2 separate regions of the Homo sapiens genome follow, and region 1 is linked to region 2. Evidence: chromatin contacts called from ENCODE Hi-C data. All regions are on one chromosome and are shown on one strand. Each heading gives the region's core, a stretch centred on a gene start or an enhancer-like site at or near the end of the contact. The rest is flanking DNA. Distances are from core to core; before and after follow the strand shown.

Evidence for each region. A loop is a pair of places that touch in the nucleus more often than their neighbours do. Pooled maps may share reads with other maps.
Region 1: a loop to region 2 is called in a map with no recorded cell type, with 10 times the contacts of the local background. The contact joins the promoter of CCL3L3 here to the enhancer-like site in region 2. A Hi-C loop is called at or near these places in 2 of 37 single-sample maps with no recorded cell type and 2 of 50 pooled maps.

What each region holds. Positions count from the first base shown.
Region 1 is chr17:36,191,577-36,198,010 of GRCh38, forward strand. It overlaps CCL3L3 (C-C motif chemokine ligand 3 like 3), which reads right to left and starts at 5,182. Exons shown (of 3, transcript NM_001001437.4): 1 at 5,022-5,182; 2 at 4,222-4,336; 3 at 3,293-3,800. The coding sequence starts at 5,097. The coding sequence ends at 3,710. It overlaps LOC128966706 (a long non-coding RNA gene), which reads left to right and starts at 1,256. Exons shown (of 2, transcript XR_008485584.1): 1 at 1,256-1,567; 2 at 4,554-4,891.
Region 2 is chr17:33,967,313-33,974,278 of GRCh38, forward strand. All of the region lies in intron 1 of LOC107985038 (a long non-coding RNA gene), which reads right to left. It also overlaps a transcript of ASIC2 not described here. Among named protein-coding and RNA genes, the nearest start is that of LINC01989, 210 kb to the right of the region's middle. RefSeq lists enhancers at 762-831, 852-921, 932-981. Within about 2 kb of position 1,441, at least 2 of the 41 ENCODE cell types and tissues checked have a DNase peak (open chromatin) inside an H3K27ac peak, as active enhancers do.

The DNA.
Region 1 (6,434 bases), core at 3,932-6,431, 2.2 Mb after region 2:
GCACTCCACTCCAGCCTGGGCGACAGAGCAAGACTTCGTCTCAAAAAAGAAAAAAAAAAAAGAAGATTCTGAATATTGGAACTTAGTAGCTATGTATTACATCAGTAAGGTCCTTTAAGAAAGAGTTTAGGCTGCTTTGAAATGGGCTCATCTGAAATTGAAAAAGGAAGAAATTGAACTTGCTAAAAAAGGCCCTTCCAACTTATTGACTGAGAACCCAGTAATCTGGAGACTTGAAGGGCTGTAATGGCAGAATTTTCTACTCTAAGATAAAGTTAGCATGAGCAGAGACAGGAAGATGAGAGACCTAATGAGGCCAAGGGTCAAATATTCATCACCTCCACATGGGCCAAGATGCAGGCAGAGGTCTCTCACCAGGGACTTGGTGGTAGAGGTGACACTGGTAGTGAGGTCTGTGCTAGAAAGTGCACATCCCTGGCTGGGCGCGGTGGCTCACACCTGTAATCCCAGCACTTTGGGAGGCTGAGGCAGGTGGATCACGAGGTCATGAGTTCAAGACCAGCCTGGCCAACATAGTGAAACCCCGTCTCTACTAAAAATCCAAAAATTTAGCCAGATTTGGTGGCAGGCACCTGTAATCTCAGCTACTTGGGAAGCTGAGGCAGGAGAATCTCTTGAACCCAGGAGGCTGAGGTTGCAGTGAGCCAAGATCACACCATTGCACTCCAGCCCAGGAGACAGTACAAGACTCCATCTCAAAAAAAAAAAAAAAAAGAAAAGAAAAAAGAAAGTGCCTATCCCCAACCCCATTTAAAATGCAAATTCGAGCTTTGTAACTGAAAACATCTCTGCTTCTGGCTACCTGGCCCATGGAATTGATCAGAAGCAAATAGTAGCCTATGGACATTAGAAGGGAGTCACATTGCCAAAGAAACCACAAGACTGGTTCCAAACAGTCGCTGATTACACAATACCTAAGGCAACCTCAGGCTAACTCACACAGACAGGAAGTCAGCAGCCTCCAGAAAGCAGATCCTCCACATTGCACATCTCAGATTGTCCGTGGAGGACATTCCCCCAGGGAGGAGAGCTAGGGACTGCCAGATCAGCTGAACTGCTTAAAAATGCAATTCCCATTCTCCAGTTCCCTAACAGGAGTCTGTGTTTAACTTACTCTGTTTGTTCATAACACTTGTATTTAGGGAATATTGGGCATGATTAAACTTTGTTTAGCTTTGGGTTTCTGGACCTTGTGAAACAATTCAGTGCAGGCAAATATTGTATTCCCCTATATTTTTTTCCTGAAAGTCAATAAAGAAGGAATGATGACACCTTCACTGCATCTATGGGGACAAAAGCTGCTCGTGTGTGTGTGTGTGTGTGTGTGTGTGTGTGTGTGTGTGTAAGAGAGAGACAGAGAACAGCCTTGTCAAAAGGATGTGTTTGTTGCTGTACCCTCATTATACGAAAGCCATCATGGCATCAAAATGCTGTAAGCCAGGCTGAGCTCTATTCTCTCTGCATCAACTCAGAATCCCTACCAGAAAGTGGTTGTGATGGATGGAATATCACCCATCAAAGAACAGGGTAAGATGAGACCAGAGAGGTAAGCTATGCAAGCTAATCAGAAAATAACTCAAAGTTTTAAAAGTGCAGAATATAAAAAGGAAAAACCCTCATTCCTAAAAAAATTTAAAAAAAGCCTCATTTCCTCAAAGAAACGACAGTTAGCTATTTGATGTGTGTCTTTCCAAATATTTGCCTATGTAAATATATGTGTGTATATGGCTTTTAAAAATAAAAACAAAATAATATCCTTTACAGACAGTTTTGTAGCATATGTAGAGAATATATATGCATATACTGAATGTAAATAGATATGCATTTTACCTAGAATATTGAGGACACTTTCCACAGTTATAGATGTGTGCTGCTTTTGTTTACTGACTGCAGAATATTCCATTGATGGACATCTTAATCCTCTACTTATTAATCCCCTACTGATGACTGTTTGCATTTCTTTGCTCTTTACCAACCATACTTGAAAGAATATCCTCATGTCTACATATTCTTATCTTTTGGCAGTGTTTCTATGAAGCAGATTCCTAGAAATGGGATCAGGTCAAATGGGATGTAGGTCACATAGTATGTGCATTTTAATATCTGCTAAGTAGTAGTGTTTAATTATGCTTTAAAGAGTTTGAGCCCTACAATTCTAAACATGTTTGGACACAGAAATTAGATTATTTTAAACAAAATGAAATAAGCATAGCTCATAAAAATTAACACGTTTGGTTTTCACACAAATATTTTGAATTTCCCTTTCTTCTGCAAAAAGGACCCTAGCTTAGTATGCATTTCTTGTACATATAATGCAAGCAATCCATCTATTAAATAACTTACCTTTCAAACCTATAGACAGCATCCTGCTCCACACAGAAGCTGGTTGTCTTTTCATTCTCTAACATTAGCTATTTATTTTGTAGAGTGTAGATTCTAGAGAAATAATGTATAATACACCTGTTGCCATATGCAGAGACTTACCACATTTAGAAAACAGTGGTGAATTCTATTGACAGTGGCTCTCAGTCATTAACATGCTATGGAACACCTCATGAGCTTGATAAAAATATCAGTTCCCAGGTCTACACCTAAAGATCCTGATGTAATTGGCTTAAATAATCACTGCTGAAACACTCTATGTCAACTCAGAATCCTGACAGGAAGTGGTTGCAATGGATAAAGTATCATCTGTTAAAGAATGGGGTAAGATTTGAGTATAGGCGGGTCATACTTTGGGAAATAACTTGGTCAATGGTTAACAGCATAGTCTGTAGTTCAATAAAAGTCCAGTTTTGGAACACAATTGACCGTTTACGTGCTGTGTAACCTCAGCCAAGTTGTCTAACCTTTCTGAGCCCTGGGTTACTTTTCTGTCAAGTGGAGGTATTAATAGTACCTAAGCTGTACTATTGCATTGGTAAGATTAAATGAACAATGTATAAAAAGCACTCAGTAGGAGGAGTAAGCCTCAACAATGTAAATAATTGCTATTAAGAGCTTGATTCATCATGAATATGCCCTACAGAATACTCTGCTTAATGGTGGCCATTCAAGTAGTTAATTCTCCTAGAGCGTGCATATTACGATTTGAGTTATAACATATTCGTAGTTTCAATGTTCCAGAATTTTGTGAAGTGGATAACTCTGTCGCAGCGCTCCCCATCTCTCCCAATTTCCCTCCATTTCACCTCTTCCTAATCTTTGCCTATGATTCCTCTTAACCAGTGATTTTGATTTGCCAGAAAAACAAAACCAAACTCAATACTGGTTTACCGTTTAAAAGAACATCTTTATTATTTCCCCAGGCCGATCACAGCCCTGAACAAAAGCATCTGATACACATTTGTCAGTCTGGTGGCTTTGGTGCCATGACTGCCTACACAGGCCGATGACAGCCACTCGGTTGTCACCAGACACACTGTGAGGGAAGGTGGAGGGGACAGGGGGAACTCTCAGAGCAAACAATCACAAACACACTGTGAAATCAAAAATAAATTATAAAAACTAAATAGTATAAATAAATTAAAATTTAAGTTAAGAAGAGTCCCACAGTGTGGCTGTTTGGCAATAACCAGTCCATAGAAGAGGTAGCTGTGGAGGTCACACGCATGTTCCCAAGGCTCAGGCTCCTGCTCCTCCCCACTGGGCCCACTGAGGTCGCTGGGCCTCGAAGCTTCTGGACCCCTCAGGCACTCAGCTCCAGGTCACTGACGTATTTCTGGACCCACTCCTCACTGGGGTCAGCACAGACCTGCCGGCCTCTCTTGGTTAGGAAGCTGTGGAGAAGGGAGGAAGAGTTAAGCACTGGGGAATCCAGCCGGGGAATCCTGGGCCCACCATGGCCCTGACATCCTGCTCTCTGTCCTGGGCAGCTCAAGGCCTGCTCCTCTCTCAGGGGCCCCCTGCCTATCTCCGTCTAGAGAGCTTCTCTCAGTGACTCCAGGCAAGGGGGCCCTCAGAGTGTCCTGCTGCCTCCTTCTTCCTGTCCCTTTCCTCTGGCCTGGGGCAGCCCTTCCTGACTCTGTAACACCCACCTCACTCCAGCCCCAAGTCAGGTCACACCTCAGTGCCCTGCGTCCTGTATCCCCGATAGGCTCCTGAAGGCTGGGCCTTTCCAGGATGGCCTTCTGGCCTGTTTCTGCCCCCACCCTGACACTCCCTACCTCCCTAGAGGTGAGCAGGAAGACTGGCACTTACATGACACTGGGCTTGGAGCACTGGCTGCTCGTCTCAAAGTAGTCAGCTATGAAATTCTGTGGAATCTGTCGGGAGGTGTAGCTGAAGCAGCAGGCGGTCGGCGTGTCAGCAGCAACTGCGGAGAAAGGAGAGAATAAGCCCGAGTCACAGCTCAGAAGAAAAGGCCAGGCAGCTTCTGATCCCTGAGTGGTTGAGGAGGGCAGGCTTGCTCAGACCAAGTGACTGCAAGGCATTTGGGGGGTTTTGCAGAGAAATGTCTCTTTGTTTCTGTCTATATTCCTCTTTCCCCTTGACTCTTCATAGTGGGTTCTCTGTTTCTCTATGTGATCCAGATACCTGAATGGACTGTTCTCTTAGCTCTCTTCATGGAATTTTGTCGGTTCAAGAAGTCATACCCCAGCCCAAGAGAAGCCCTGGACATCTCTCATAAGACATCCAAGGGACAGGGCTCCTGGGAGACCTAGGGTGAGCTGGAGAGTGAAGAACAGACCCCACTGGGAAGTAAGCAGCCCTGGATTCTGCCTCTTGCAAACTGATTCGTTTTGAACCCTGTTTTTCTATCTGTACAAGGGACTGTAACTCCCCTGCCCCTGCCTAGATTCTCATACCTGGAGACTAGGAGGGCTAAGACCCCTTCTAGAGATAAAAATAAAAGTTGTGAAGAAAAAGACCAAGGTGTTTGGCAGCGCTTTAAGAACTTCCTTCTTTTCTCTTCGGGGCTCTCAGGCCACAAAAAAAGACTGATGTGGTCTAACCATGGCCAGAGAGTGGTGATACCCACAACAACAACATGGACTCACGTGGTGCAGAGAGGACCTGGTTGCAGAGAGCCATGGTGCAGAGGAGGACGGCAAGGGCAGCAGTGGAGACCTGCATGATTGGGAGCAGGTGATGGAATGTGGGCTCGAGTGTCAGCAGAGCCAAGAAGGGACTGACTACTCTTTGCTGCCTGCGTCCTTCTGATGTCTGAAGCCATCTCTCCTCTTTATAGGCAGCCCTGGCGGATGGGGAAATGGAATCTGGGGGTGAGGAGGGAAATTTTTAAGTGTAGTGATGCTGTCATGCTGAGTGTTGCACAACTCAGGGTCCCTGGTGACCACAGGGGCTCAGGATATCCAAGAATAGCATCTCTGAGCTACTCTCTAACTCTCAGCTCTCAACTCATGACTGGTTCTAGCTTCATGGGGTTTCTCCTGTGAGTGTGAAGAGGGGTGTGTGTCAACCCAAGGCTATTCTTAGTTGATCCCTTCTCATAAGAACTGGTCTATGCAGCCAGGCATGGTCGCTCACACCTGTAATCCCAACACTTTGGGAGGCCGAGGCTGCAGATCACCTGAGGTCAGGAGTTTGAGACCAACCTGACCAAGAAAGAGAAACTCCATCTCTACTAAAAATACAAAAGTAGTCAGGCGTGGTGGCACATGCCTGTAATCCCAGCTACTCGGGAGGCTGAGGGCAGGAGAATCGCTTGAACCCAGGAGGTGGGGGCTGTGGTGAGCTGAGATCATGCCATTGCACTCCAGCCTGGGCAACAAAAGTGAAACTCCATCTCAAAAAAAAAAAAAAAAAAGAATTGGTCTATGCATGAACTCTCCAGCCCCATTCCTTCCCACAGAGCTGTAATTCTGCTTCCTCAGCTGCTATAACCACAAGGATAGGGTCAATGGGCTGATGCTGTGGAGGGCTAGACAACCCCCAGTCCTCCCAGAGGAAAGGAACTCAATGAAAGCTGGAGGAATAGAAAGCATGAGGTCACGTTTCAGTCATTTGTCTATTTATTAGTCTCGGAGTGACTGGGGCGCTGTGTTAAACGCTAGTTGTGGATCATAAAAATACTTTAGAGGTGGGTGTCAGTATGTCAGGTGCCTAGAAATATGTGTAGCCATTAACCTAGAAAAAGCATTTCTGGGAAAGAGTTCTGTGGAAACAACCCAAATATGGAGCCATCTTCAAACATAAAGATACCTGACCCAGCATCATTTATAACTCTAAAATAAGCAAAGCTAAATTTTTCTCTATCAGGGAATGATAAATTATCCACAAGATCCTTTATTATTAAGTCTCTAACGTGAATGAAGTGGCATAAATATGCTTATAACATCAGTGGTTAAAAAAAAAGCAAGATAAAACATTATACAAATTCTATAAAATTTGAAGAATTGTATAAAGATATATATATGCCATGCCAACTCTAGGCATGGAAAAAATTAAAA
Region 2 (6,966 bases), core at 191-2,690:
GCAGCCTGAACCTCCCAGGCTAAAGCAATCTTTCCACCTCAGCCTCCCAAGTAGCTAGAACTATAGGCATGCACTACCATGCATGGCTAACTTTTGTATTTTTTGAAAGACGTGGTTTCTCCACATAGCCCAGACTAATCTTGAACTCCGAAACTCAAGCAATCCACCCCCCTCAGCCTCCCAAAGTGCCAGGATTACAGGTATAAGCCATCACGCCTGGCCTGATTCGAATTCTTAAACACAACTTTGAAGGTGGCTCAAAAGTCTTCAGTTACACCCCACTGTTACCTTATAAAGTCCTAACTATAGCTTGCCATTGGAGACACCATGAAATTCCATCTTAATCTATTTCTCCCTCTAATATACGCCATAGCAAAATGGGTAACACTGCTCTCGACAGTATATCTGATGCTCAATTAGTAGTAGTAATAAAGGCTGCCAGTGTCAGAAGCACTTGACATGCAGTGTCTCATTAATTCCTCACCACACCCCTGTGAGTAGACAAGATGTGACAAGATGTGTAGTTGCACAGGGCCCTGTGCTCAGAAGGCTGTGCTCCCATGCCTGGTTTAATGCTCTGCTCTCACTGTGTGGAAATTGTTAAAGCTTTTTCAACTCGGGGCCTCACATTGTCATTCTGTTCAGGGCCCTGCAAACTATGTAGCCAGTCCTGGAAGCAGCTGCTATTATTACCCCCATTTTACAGATGTGAAAACCAAGGCCACACAACTAATGAGCCCAAGACTCTTGTCAATACCCGTATTGTGCCAAGGGTGGCAGACCCACACTCTGGGCTTACTGTGTGCCATCTACTGTGCTCCCTCCCTTCCTCCACATCCCCATGTTGCCAGAGCGAGTGGCATTTCCTGTCCTTGAGGTTAAATGACTTTCTCACAAGTTTGCCTGACTTCAAGCCCAGTGCCCTTCCTGCTACACTGATCCAAATAAAACGGTGCCTGCCCCCCAACCCCCAATTCCAAAGCCAGGCCTGGTGTCTGGCGAGACCTGAACAGGGGGCAGAATCTCTGCGGAGACCTCTAAAAATAAAGCCCGCCTGCAACTGTGTTCTGAGACCTGAAGCTTCCTTCTTCCTCTTAAAAGCTGTTCCCATCTCTGAAAGCAGCTTCTCACCATGGGCTGTGGCTGCTGCTTTTCCCGCACTGCAAGGGAGAAACGGAACAGATTGCAGGAGCAATTAAACCATCACATGGAAAGCCCAGAGAGATTGGGGAGAGGGGAGGAGATGCTGTTTCTTAATGGCCTGCCTCTATATTTAGCCTGAAATACCTCAATCTCTGACCCTTCCAGGGAGCAGGTAGAGGTGAGAGTGAAGTTGGGGGCTTCAGCTCCGTTGGGCTTCTGGGTCAGGAAGCGCCCATCTGCCAGTGTGCGGCCCCATTACCGCCATGCCTTACAGGGACTCACCATATGGCAGGACAGGAAACCCCAATCATCAAACAAGCAGTGAAACCACAGCACAGCCTGTCTAGGTGGAATTTGGCAAGATGACTCAGCAAAGATGTCAAGTCAACAACAGGGAGCTGGCCTGCCCCACAGGATGCCAACTTCCCCAAGGGGACAGGGGGCTTGTGACAGGTGGTGAAGGGTGGTCAGCCTTTAGTTTCAGCCCCAGTTACAGAAGAGCCTCCATTCCTCTCCCTTGCTGCATCCTGAGTCAGACAATGTGTGTGGGGCGGATGGCAGTGAGTTTTAAAAAAACACAGAGGCCCGGGCCCAGTGCTAAAGACAGTAATTGATTCTGGAGTGGGGTTCAGACGTCTGTATTTGCATAAGACTCTCCAGGTAATTACAAGCATGGCCCGTTGAGAAACAACCAGTAGTAAGATTAGGCATAAGATGCATTTGACTTTATATTCTAGTTTTGGTCCCTCGCTTCTTGGGGGACTTTGAAGAAGTGTATGTTTATCTCAGAGCCTCAGTTTCCCCTTCTCTATATGAGTATGAAATTCTCAATTTCTGGTACATAGCCAATGCTCAGTAAATGTTGTGGGCTGACAAAATGAATGAATGAATGGAGGATGTAAGCAAATGAGTAAACACATAACCTAGCACAGACGATGTTGGTTCCTGCAGGCACAAGGATATGGCTGCTTCTCTTGGGCTGGGCTGTCTCACAAGCAGGCTCAGTCACAAGGAATGAAGTAGTCTATCTGCAAGGTGGTCCCAAGTGACATCAGCAGAGGATCTGGGGAACAAGAAAGGGGAAGGCAGGAAGCAATGCAGGGTGCATTAATGAGCCCATTACTATTGTGGACAATTGAGGCTCCGTCCCACTGGGGTCTCTGGGCGACAATGTGAACATGCTGCAGAGTTGTCTCACCCGAGGGACGGGAGCTGTACCTATTCTCCAGCTCCCATCATCAATGACAGAGGGCCATTCCTGGGGGCAGGAACTCCAGGGCACTTCTGCTCTGTCCTGCTTGTGGGCTGAGAAAAAGCCCTGGGGCAGAGAAGTGGAGAGTCCCAGGTGCTTGTTGTAGAATGTCATCGGCAGCTACTGCCATGGTGAGTGCCAAGGGGATACAGGTGAGGCACCAACAGCACCTGCCTCGCTAGGCCTCCGATATGTAACTTTCCACTCTGGGCTAGGGGTCTGGGGGAAGAGGGAAAGGAAAGGCCCACTCATGGTCCAAGCTGTCTTACACCACACAGCTGCCGGTACCATTAGGATCTAGCAATGCAAAGTCTTGTTTATCTCAACGTGCCTATTTCCTCGGCAGTTCTGAGGCTAGCAGTGTTTCTCAGTCTCTGAACTATTGACATTTTGGGCTCATTAATTCTTTGTTGTAGGGAGCTGCTCTGTGGATTGTAGGATGCTAAGCAGCGTCCCTGGCCTCTACCCACTAGATGCCAGTAGCACCTTTCATTATGACAACAAAACTTGTTTCCAGACATTATCAAATGTCCCCTGGGTGGCAAAGTTGCCCCCAGGTGAGAACCAGTGGGGTAGTTGGATACCTTTCCTCATTCTCGAAGCCCAGGCAGCACCCCACTTAAACTTCTGGAGCTGTGGATGCATCTTGACCAGGCCACGCTCTCCTTGGTCTCTGCCTAGTGGGATGCTGCACTTGGAACACATCCCAGAGACAGGCAGTGCCCACACCCAGCTGTGAAACACACTGCTCCCCTGCTGAGCCAAGCCCTGATCTATGGGCAGAGGAAGTTAAGCAGCAGCCGTGGCATCACAGTTGGACTATGGGAACCGCAAAAGACAGGGAAGTTAGGCAGCTTTGGCTCCAGCGGCCTCCACTCCAACCTGGGTCCCAGAGGCCAAGGAGGAGGATTTATCAGACCAGCCCCTAACACAGACCCAGGGAGATTTAAGGCTAACTCAACAAGGAGTTTTTGTGAAGAGTTGTAAGCACTCATTGAGGCTATGCAATTATCCTAAGAAATGCGGTGAGCACACGCAGAGCCAGCAGGGAAAGGTGTCCAGGCTGACTCCAAACTACTTGCTTTCATCATTAACCCTGGTGGCATCTGGTGAAAGGTGGGGGTGAAGTGGGGGCTGAGAAATCTTCCCCCAACAGGCAAGGGGAGATGCTCAGAACAAACCCAGGTGTCTGAGTCACTCGTGCTGACAGCAGATTCATCGCCCTTCAGTCCTGCAAAAGAGGTAGCCAGCCTGCCTTTGCTATACCTATCATCCATCAAATCTGAGAAGCCAAACTTGGGCGTAACAGGGTTGCATTTCTCCTCTGGGCTGCTTCCTCCACTCCCATTTCTTTATGCTTCCCTCCAGGATGCGTGTGCAATGCGCACACCACTCAAAGGGCACACAGTGGCACGCAGTCCTCCAGCAGAAATGATTCACAGCCAAATACAGAAGCCGGCTGAGCACAGAATCCAAAGACAGTGGGGCTCCAAGCCGGCTGTGCTAGCGGCACACCAGCTCTCCTGCCTTCGTTTCCTGGGTTGTCAGTGCAGTAGCCTACCTGGTCAAAACACGATAAAACACCAAGCAGAAGCAGAGAAACCTCTGTTCTCTGGCCTGGCCCCTGCTGCAACCTTCAGAAGGCTTGAGAGAATATTTGGCACCTGGAGAAGAGCAACGGCAAGTCTAAAGGCAACCAGGAGAACATTTCACACATATGCACACACACAAATGCATACACAAACATACGCTCACACACCAGCTCCTGAAAGTGACAGTTTGTGAATCCCTGTCCCTGCCCTCCCATTCATGCATAATGAACATTCCTCTGAAGAGAAGAGAGGTGGGGAAGAAGCAAGGGATGACTTTTGCTGGAATGAACTCTTTGGAAATGCAAGATTGTGTCAGGACATGCCCATATACATGTAAGGACACACAAACACAGAATTAGAACATTTTCTACCTACGAATCTACCTATTTCATCTGTATTTGTGAAAAAAAAATTATAACCCAAAAAGATTAAGAGGCTTTGATAAGATTATACAGAGCTGGGACTCAAACTTGGATCTTCAGACCCAGACCTTGTGATGGATTTAGAACAATCTGCATCCATGATTTAATTGGGAGAGGGACAAGGGATTGAAATTCTTGGCCTGTCTTCCTGTAAATAGAAGCTGTGATTCTGTTGACATTAGTAATAATTCTTCCCCGAGACTGAGAAAAACAACAGAAGTAATAATAATAACCACCAGGCTCAGCGTTCTTACAGTTACTAAGTGCTTTCCCATTTGTAACCTCAGGCGATTTTCCCAACAATGCGGGATGGGGGATTAATGGTATCACCACCTCCTCCTTACAGATAAAGAAACAAAGTCTTCAAAGGTTGAATAATGTTGGGAACAACTATAAACTATAGACTAATAAATGTTAAGTTAATATTATCAATGTCATCAACATTATACACCTTACTTACCAAACATGTCACATGATGTCTTAAGGATGGAGAGTCATGCCTTGTCCATGTATGAATCCCCCAAAGGTCCCAAAAGAGAACTTGATGTACAGTAGGTGACCAATATACATTTGACGATTGATTTAGTTACTGAATGCATGACAGGAAGGACGATAGAAAAATACTCACATCCAGTCTCTCTGTGGGCTCTAAACTCTAAAAGAGTAGTTTCTGTTTCTTTAAAAACAAAACAAACAAAGGTCAGTATTGCCCAGAGCTCCAGTGATCTCTAGGCTTAGATTAATGGTCCGCTAGTTCTTTGCGTAGGACTGGTCCAGCTATGTGGTTTCTGACTATACAGCATGCTTTAAGGAGCATCAAGAAGCATTCTCTGTTTGGAAAAACAAAACAAAACAAAAAAATCCAAAAATCCTTTATTGCTTGAAATTTGCACCTTCCACTCCCTCAAGCTAAGGTGTGAAAAGCTCAATTAGTTGTCTGTGATCACACATCACGCCTTACTAAGGATTAGTTTATAAGACTAGCTCCTGCCACATGGCTAATCCTCAAAAAGAGAACACAGAACAGGTCACTTTTGATGAAGAATAAGCGTGTTAACACAAGCTTTAGGTCTCATAACACACTGTGGGGACTTGGGCCCCGTCGCAGACAATGAAAGAGTCCCAGCCAGCCAGCACTGGAGAAAAGGAGACTGCAAATGCAGACAAACCTTGCCAAGCTTCCTCCCTCTCTGGGTCACAGTTTCCTTCTGTGCAAATCAGAGACTGAGACTGAAAGAGGGATGTGCTGACAGAACTAACCCAGGTCAGGTGGTCAGCACCAGAGTTATGCCTAGGGCCAGCCCTGAATGTGGCACACCCACAGTGAGGGAATCTCTACCCAAAGAGGGGATGATCTGAATCTCTGCATCATCTCTTGGGCTTGGCTGCTAGAGTTTCTGGGCTGGAAGCAGGAGCAGAAACCTTCTCCACAGAGACTGAGGTGGAACACACAGAGCTCAGCTCTGAGTTGTAGTCCAAATCCCAGAAGCTACCAAAGGGCCAAGGGTTATTCAGCTGAAGGGATCAGAAGCAGATGCTAGGAGCCAAGGATTTAGGATCTAGGGAGAGCAGCCAGCACAACCCAGTGGAGACATCAACAGAGGGGCTGTGGTTCCTAGCTTCCCATTCAGGTGCAGGCGGAGGCAAGCTGCCATTGTTGGGGGCGGGTGGAGAGGATAGAAGCTGTGCTTAAAGAGCCCTGGCAGAATGGCCAAACCATGCTTCCTCCTGTAGCAATAGGCCCAGACTTGGGCAATTGAGTGCTTTTCTCACTGCCCAGCAGGGCAGGGATGCAAATTCCAGAGTGAAGATTGGGTAGGCAGGAGCGCTCTAACTTTCAATTACAGTGTCACACCAAATGGAACTCCGCAGCTCTCTCTCTACTCTGGGGTGTATTTGACTTTGAATCAAGCGACCTCCTGAACATATAGACACAGAGAGGAGTGGCTTGTTCCTGCTCACTCACCCCACCAGGCTGCCATGGGACATAAGCCACAGCCCATCGTTTACACACAGGCTTATTAAAGCAAATAGGATTTGGCCTAGATTGCAAACAGGTTCTCCTCTGGGTAAGCGTATTTGCTGTGATCCTTGGGGTGTTTCCTGTGGAGCACAGGACACCCAAACAGGGCCTGCTTGGTTGCCCTGGGCCTCAGGGATGCCTTGCCAGTCCCACTCCCCTTACCCCAGGAGAGCTCGAAACATTTGCTTAAGACATCTCCATGCATCATCCTCCCACCTGGTCCAGGGGAAGGAAAGTTCTGATTTTCCACCTTCTACTCTGTCCTCCAAAATTTCCTGCCTTTTTCCGTCCACTAATCCCCATTCACTCAGTCTTCTTCCCGGCTTCAGTTTCTTCAGCTGGGAAATGGGACGATTCTGTGAGATGCTTTCTTAGGTTTTTTTTTTCTCCTCAAACCTCCTGTGCTCTCTGGAAGCTCTGGGAAGTGGAAAGCAGTCTGGCTTGCAAGTCAGGAGCCCTGCAGTCTATTACCAAACTTCCCCTTTCCTGAATAGGTGACCATGAGTAATTCCCTCCCAATTCCCAAGTCTCAGT